2 separate regions of the Homo sapiens genome follow, and region 2 is linked to region 1. A link is an interaction called in ENCODE POLR2A ChIA-PET data of the cell type or tissue named here. Cell type or tissue: IMR-90. All regions are shown on one strand.

The links. ChIA-PET counts read pairs that join two places held together with the same protein. Peaks named below come from ENCODE experiments on the same cell type or tissue, not always from the same donor. Only the 100,000 strongest peaks of a DNase experiment are listed, where the experiment ranks them.
Region 2: POLR2A ChIA-PET joins it to region 1 with 6 read pairs; 3 of 35 experiments call an interaction of 5 or more read pairs at or near these places.

The regions. Positions count from the first base shown.
Region 1 is chr6:149,332,975-149,336,974 of GRCh38, reverse strand. All of the region lies in intron 1 of TAB2 (TGF-beta activated kinase 1 (MAP3K7) binding protein 2), which reads right to left. Among named protein-coding and RNA genes, the nearest start is that of TAB2, 17 kb to the right of the region's middle. RefSeq lists an enhancer at 113-262. In IMR-90, no CTCF peak of the experiment used is centred here; DNase peaks (open chromatin) are centred at 834, 1,924 and 2,614; H3K27ac peaks cover 418 bases.
Region 2 is chr6:149,134,818-149,138,817 of GRCh38, reverse strand. No RefSeq gene overlaps it. Among named protein-coding and RNA genes, the nearest start is that of UST-AS2, 100 kb to the right of the region's middle. In IMR-90, no CTCF peak of the experiment used is centred here; no DNase peak of the experiment used is centred here; H3K27me3 peaks cover 182 bases.

The DNA of each region.
Region 1 (4,000 bases):
AAATTTCAGTTCAAAGTTCATAAAAATATAAAGATGTCACTTTTTTTTTTTTATCTAAATGCATGCAGCCCTCTAAATTGTATCCCTGGATCCCTTCAGGGTCTTGCAGATTAAAACTACTCTATTAAATTCACCTGCTTCTATTTCCCAGCAGTCCCCACACCCTTAGGAATCTGGGCAGGCCTGTCTGAACATGTTCAACCCACACTTTCCTTTCTTTGCTTACTACACTACTGCCCTTGCTTAGAATGTTATGTCTTCACCTTGAGGCTTATCAAAATCTTAACTACCTCTTCAAAACCAATTCCAATTTCACCTTCTACTTGAATTCTTTTTATCCTGCTTCAGCCCACATGGATCTTTTCCTACAACTACTAATGTAGCTGTAGGTCAATGCTTTATGAATCAACATTTAATTATTCTCTTACAGTCTACTTCTGTGTCTCTTCATCTAAGTTATAAGATCCCCGGAGACATGTGCTATGTGCTTACACATAGAACACTGCATATACATAATATAGGCACATATAAAGTACTCAGCAAGTGCCCCCAATAAATCAAGCACAGAAGATCATCTGTTTGGCAACTTCGAGTACCAGAAAATACATCAAGATAAGCCAAAAGTTCCACTAAGGAGTTAAAACAGACATAAATTAGGCTTATAGTTCACCTCTATCAGAACCTAGATACTCCTATTTAATTAAGAACCCAGAAGCTTATTTACTAGGCAGCAATGAATTCCAAGTAATAAATCAAGGAAGGAGCACTAAAGTCAGCACAAGACAATGATTCATTCCAAACATATTGGTTAAGCACTACTACGTGCCAGGCACTGTTCTAGAATCTATGATTCAGTTCTCATATAGCAACTTAGTGCCAGGCCCTGGACTAGAACCCGGGGTTCCTGACTCATTCTGAAGCTCTGAAACAAAATGTTTATTTCTATCTTCCAGAAAAGGTTTAGTATGCAGGGTAAAAGTGGGGGAGGGGAGGAGGTGTTACTATTTCAGAAAGCAGCAAAGTATGTGAAACATTATAAAGAAATAGATTTGGAGGTATGAATATCTATATTTATCTACACACAATATACATAATATATTGTAAAATCTCTATAAAATCTCTAAAATAGATTCAGGAGTAAGTTTCAATCATTTTATGTACTTACTACCTAAGAATACTAGATGAATGAGGTGTTACTCTGCTTATTAATATTTTAATCACAAACACTTCATAAAATTGTATTTTTCTTCAAAGAGCCCTGCCAAGTTGCTTCATTTATTTGATGTAAAAATAAAAAACTAGGTCAGGTATAGTGGCTCATACCTGTAATCGCAGCACTTTGGGAGACCAAAGCAAGAGGATCACTTGAGCCAAGGAGTTTGAGACTAGCCTGTGCAATACAGCAAAACCCTGCCTCTACAAAAAGTTAGAAAAAAAGTATTAGCCAGGCATGGTGGCTGGTGTCTGTAGTCCCAGGTACTTGGGAGGCTAAGGTGGGAGGTTAAGGCTGAGCCCAGGAAGTTAAGGCTGCAGTGAGCTATGATTGTACCACTGCCCTCCAGCCTGGGTGACAGAGTAATACCCTGTCTCAAATATATGTATGTAAATATTATATATATGTTATATATACACACATATATTTTTTATATATATAATACATACATACATACATATCTATATATAAACTTTTCTACCAATTTCCTGGAGGTGAGGTGGGGTGGGGTGGTAGTAATGATGGTAGTAGATATTATTCTAAATAATCTTCACCTTTTTCCCTGGGGAAACGGACCAAAAGAGGATAATGAGAATGTGGGTAGGAAATGGGGAATTGGTCTCCACAAATTTCAAGCTCTACTGCTGACTGTGACTAAAAAAAATTACTTTTCCTAAAGGGAAGTTCTTAGACTAATAGCAATGGAATTCAGTGAGCGAGTGAGGGAAGGAGGGAGGCGGAAGGGAGGGGTGGGACTGGAACAAGTAAACTAATAGCCTGACAATACCATGCTGGCAACCTAAAGTCACCTTGTCCAAAACTCAACTCACTGCCTCCTACTCACTAATGTATTTCTCTGTTAATTATAAATGACATGCTTCTGAAGCTAGAAACCTCAGAGTTCTCAATTCTTTTCCTCTCCACATATAATCAATGGCAAAGTTTCACTGATTACTTTCACAAAAATTTCTCTTTTCCACCACAATGTCCTTGTTCAAGTATGTGTTATCTGGGCAATCACCTAACACCATGACCTCTTGTTTGACTGCTTGTTCTACTCTTAAGGTTTTCTTTTTTTTTTTTTTAAGAGACAAGGTCTTGCTCTATTTTCCAGGCTGGAGTGCTGTCATGTAATCATAGATATGCAGCCTCGAACTCCTGGGCTCAAGTGATCCTCTCAACTCAGCCTCTTGAGTAGGCAGGACTACAGGTGCACTTTACCTGCCGAGTTAGTTTTTTATTTTTATTAGAGATGGGGTCTTGCTATGTTGCCCAGGCTGGTCTCAAACTCCTGGCTTCAGCAATCCTCTTGCCTCAACCTCTCAAGACTCTAGTATTACAGGCCTTATGCCTGGCTAAGCCTTTCTAAACTGTATTTCACAGTGGTAACAAACTTGGCTAGCTTCCTAAAAACTGGCTGAATCGTGTCACTTTCCTCCCTAAGAAAGGCAAGAGATTTTGTAGAGATACGCTGTAGTGAGTTTCAGCAGAAGGTGCTGACACTGACACAGGGAATAATGAAAAAAAGGTAAGAGAGAGGAGACCTGAGGATGAAGAATTTAGAATAAGTCAGAAAAATCAGGCAGAGAAAATGTTGGGAAGAATGGTATCAAGAAAGCCAAGTGAAGAGTTATAACAAAAATGATTATAAAGTTTAAAGTTTATTATTTTTATAATTTTATAGCAATAAATTTTCTATTAATAGCTTACATTTACTAAGTGCTAGGCACTAGGTCAAATGACTTATAATGCATAAACTCATCTAATGCTCCCAATAATCATGTGAGGCAGGCACCTCTATACGAGACTCAGTTAACTACACAGTTTGTCCTACTAGACAAAGAATTATTTTATACAGCTCCCTTTCCTTATTCCCTGAGATGCTTAATGCAAAGCACTTAAACATTCTTACTATGTTGGTGTCAACAATACCAGAGAAAGACATTCTTTTTACAAACTTTACTAATTTGCCATGGACTAACACAATATATGTATCTGTACACACAGACACATAGACACACACACACACACACACACACACACACACACACACTATGGATCTGGAAATAAAAGAATATATGGTTTTAAAAATACCCAATCTCCTAATATTTAAATCTGCATTGGAATAGTAAGGGCTAAGGGTATTTTTGTCTTGTAAAGCTCAAAAGTGGAAAGGTATATAAAAATACTGAAGAGAAACTTGGCCTATACATCTACCATCTACCTGAAAATGGGCAGAAGGACTGCGTAGAAGACAGACAGATTAACATTCCTTTCTTTTAAAATGTGCACAAGAAATTTCCTAGGAGACATGCTATTATGGACTCAACTCTAAACCTAGCCTACTATTTGCAATGTGTACTCCATTCAACACAAGAAATCTGGGCCAAAGTTTAGACGAATTTGCAGAAATCCATTACCACTAGGGAAAAGAGAAAAAAGAGGCAAAATGTACGCCTCACTAATCTTGGGTTGGTGACGCTGCTATGTATGGGTGCAATCTCTAGGGCTAGAATGCTTGTTTGGAAGCATCAGAAAGACATTCAACCACAACCTGTACTCCAGAATCCCAAAAGCTCATTTACTTTCGAAAACAATCAAGTTTACTAGCTCTAAACTCTAGTAGTCTGTGTCCATTCATTCACAAATATTTACTGAGCGCTCAAGCGCCAAGGTATTGTACTCATGCTATAAAAACTGACATTTAGTGGGAGAAACTGAAAAGTAAACAGATAATTATAATACACATGGCAATCTTGCAATGGGGGTAAATAAAACGAAGTGCTA
Region 2 (4,000 bases), 200 kb after region 1:
GATGGCTGCCGGGGGCTGGAGCAGGAGGCGTGGGAGTTGTTTAATGGGTATAGGGTTTCATTTTGTTGGGGAAAGGAGTTCTGGAGATAGATGGCGGGCTGGTTGTACCACATGTAAATGTACTTACTGCTACTGAACGGTGCACTTACAATGGTTAAAAATGCTATTTTTTTTTTACCGTAGTTTAAAGCACCCCACTAAAATTATCTTCAATAGGCCAATGATTCAGGGAACACAGAGCATCTCCTGTTACTGGGAGCTGCTGGGTAATGGAAAAGTTGTGTTCAGCTACTTTGAACCCTTCAGAAGCAAGGGAGACTTCAAACTGGGGATTGACCTGAGAGATAGCTATAACTTGGAAAACTGTGCGTGGCTTTGATTCTCTCATATGCATTTCACCTTTTGGTTTCTGCTGTGAATTGGTGGAAAAGAGAGGCTAGAGCTGCGTCTGGTGGGAGGGCTGGAGACCGTGGCTACGGCGCACCTCTCCTACTGCACTGGGAGTAGGGGAATTGGCTTGCCTGCTGGCGGGCCTCCCCGGGCTTGGCTCTGTGAGCCTCTCTCGCAGGTCTGGGCTTCAGTTCTTGGACATTTTTGCCCCTGAGTGACCGTGTCTGGCTGCTGTGGTCTCTGTGTGTCCCACCCTGCTGCCTCCCTGCAGTGCTCCAGGACTGGGCCTCCACCACAATAATAATCACCACCGTTTTATCAGGCACCAGGGCACACACAGTCAGGTGTAATCTTCACAGCAGCCCCTTCAGGTCAGTGCCAGTACCCCCAATTATCAGAGGAAGACCCTTCCTTCAATCCCCACTGATGAAATTAGGACCCCCAAATACACTTTCTCATAGTACCTTGTACATTTGATCCCAGCCCTTTCCTCCATGTAGTTGCCAGATGGGCGTAATTTGTTGTGATGTCTAGCTCCCCTATTAGTAAGCTCTGCCTCCGTTTTTGTTCCTAAAAGTAACTCCAGCAAGAGGCAACACAGTGCTGGGCTGCATTAGGCTTTTGGCCAACATTTATAGAGTGAAGAAATGAGTTGCATAACATGTCCAAGGTCCTGTTGCAAATCAATGACAGGTTAAAAAACAGGATTAAAATAAAACCCTATCACATATCTCTTCCTTGTTCTCTGTTTTAAAAATTATATATGTACACACACGTATATATGTATATGTGTGTACATATGTGTGCATGTGCGTATCTGTGTATGTGTGTATACATACGTGTTTTTTAAAAAATATGGCAGGAAGGGCTGGGTGTGGTGGCTCAAGCCTGTAATCCCAGCAGTTTGGGAGGCCCAGAGAGATGGATCACCTGAGGTCAGGAGTTCAAGACCAGCCTGGCCAACGTGGTGAAACCTGTCTCTATTAAAAATAAAAAAAATTAGCGGGCGCCTGTAATCCCAGCTACTCGGGAGACTGAGGCAGGAGAGTCATTTGAACCCGGGAGGCAGAGGTTGTAGTGAGCTGATATCATGCCATTGCACTCCAGCCTGGGCAACAGGAGCGAAACTCCATCTCAAAAAATAAATAAAATAAAATAAAAATAGGGCAGGAAGAAGAGAAGAGGAAGACCTGCAATTCCCTAAGGGAAGAAGCAAGCGGGGGTGAATGACAGCCTTCAGTGACAGGCAGGGGATGTCAGAGAGAGTCAATGCCAGAGGCTTGGCTCCTGGTTGGGCAGCAGAGGCCCTCAGGGTGACAGCCCTCCCTCCCAAGGCTGGGATACATCAAGAATCAGGTGGAACTATTGATTGAGATCAGAGTCCATCAAGTCCCCACTGCATGAAGCTCAGTTCTCCTCCACACTGACTAGGCCGTCTCTGTCAGCACCTTCCCCCACTGTCCCTGTCCCCTGCTATGGCCTGAATGTTTGTGCCCCCCCAAATTTATATGTTGATACAAAATCCCCAATGCAGTAGTCTTAAGAGGTGGAGCCTTTGAGAGGTGATTAGGTCATGAAGGCTCTGCCCTCATAAATAGGGTTAGCGCTCTTATAAAAGAGGCTTGGCAGAGCTTGTTTGCCCCTTCCCCTTCTGCCATGTGAGGAACATACAAGGCATCATCTATGAGGAATGGGCCCTCACCAGACACTAAAACTGCTGGCGCCTTGATCTTGGACTTCCCAGCCTCCAGAACTGTAAGCAATACATTTCTGCTGTTTATAGATTACCCAGTCCAAGGTATTTCACTGTAGCAGCCTGAAATGGACTAACACACACCCTATTCACACATTAACACACGCACTCAGACACATATCACGTACCTGCACACACACAAACACACCCTCAAATCTACACATATGCACACTCACAGACACATACACTTATATACACCCACACAGATCCACATATGAACACACACACACACACACAGACTCAAACCTGCACATACACTCACACATACACCCACACACATAGTCACACACACTTGCCCATGTGGGAGTCTGAAAACATTTTCATGCTTTCTGAGGCTCCCTATTTCCCGTGGAATTAAGTTCAAACTCCTTGGCATAGCATTTGGGGCCTGTCACATGGAATCTGAACATGTCTTTCTGACCCTTTCTTCTCCCACATAGCTCTATCCATGACATCCATCAGGAGGCAATTGGGTTCCCAGCCTGGATTACACTGGTTGGCAGGAAGGCTGTGAGTTGGAAGCCTGACATTGGGAGCCCTCTTTCCTTGTCTGTGCCATCAGAGCCTTCCATCATTGTGACATCCCTGAGGGCTGTCTAAGGGAGCAAACCACCTGGTAGGACTTTTCACGTTTGCTCAAGATTTTTTAATCTGCCCTAATCCTCCCTATACCTGTTCAACCCTTCAAAAAAACGCAGACAAAAGCACTACTTAGCAAATCTTTCCTCAATCCCTTCACTTAGGGGAAAACCCTTTCAAGCCCTTCCTCCATACAGAGAACTTCCATTCACGTCTCTGTATGCCTCCCTGTGCCACATACCAGCCCCACACTGAAGATGCTTGGCTTACTTCTTTCATGAAGTCTGCAGTCCTCGGACTCAGGATGGTTAAGTGCTGTATTTGTGTCATTTCAAAGAGTTTAACAGGACACCTTGTACAAATCAGGTGCTCTAAAAATCATTTATTTCTCTTTGATATAAAAAGGCTACTACATTTTGTGGTCAGTAAATTCTTCCATAGTTATTTGGCTCAACTGATAACATTGTGTGTTGAAATGTATCTAAGGCAACCATTTGAGTGTAAATCTCATCTGATCGGGAAAAATCACTAGGCCAATAACTTCTTCCTGAGGTTGGTTTACATGAATAGCTCTTCCCTGGGCTGGTCTTAGGGGAAATGGAATCCTGGGGAGACCAGATGTGCAAGGGTATCAGGGAAGGGCCAGTTTTATGGGATCAAGTTCTTGGTGGGAAGCAGGAAGAGGCAGCTAGGTCATAAGATAAAAGTGAAAATTTTAGAAAAAGGAATGCAGGGAAGGAAGGAGACAGGAAGAAAGACAGAACTTGACAGAACTTAAAAGTCCCATTTCTCTTAATTAAACATTTTTGCCTTGGCTGGGCATGTCAGGCCATAGGGTCAAAACTGAACTAAGAGGTTTGTGCAAAAGTATTCCCATCACACTTTCTAAGTATTTGTTGAAGTGAAAGTGTTCTCACTAGAACAGTTCAGTGATTTTTGCTTCGTTGTCCATTATTTTAAAAATGATCTCCCACATGAATAGCATATCAGCTTTTATATAAGCTACCATGGGTTATGAGCTCTTAAGAGGAAAACGTCTATCCCAGTAAAAAAAAATATTATTATTGCTACTTTACTACTTTTGAATTCAGCTGAAGCTTCGTGTTGGGGCCATTGGGACATCTTACATGCATTGCTTTGATCTCTACGTTATTTATTTCCATATCAGCATGAGTTTTTTCCTAGGGAATCTCTAGTTTCTGGCTGAGGGATTCTTTGGCAGTGCAGATGCTGTGTCGAAAAGAGTAGGTCCCTGGGATTTGCCATACAGTTCAGCAT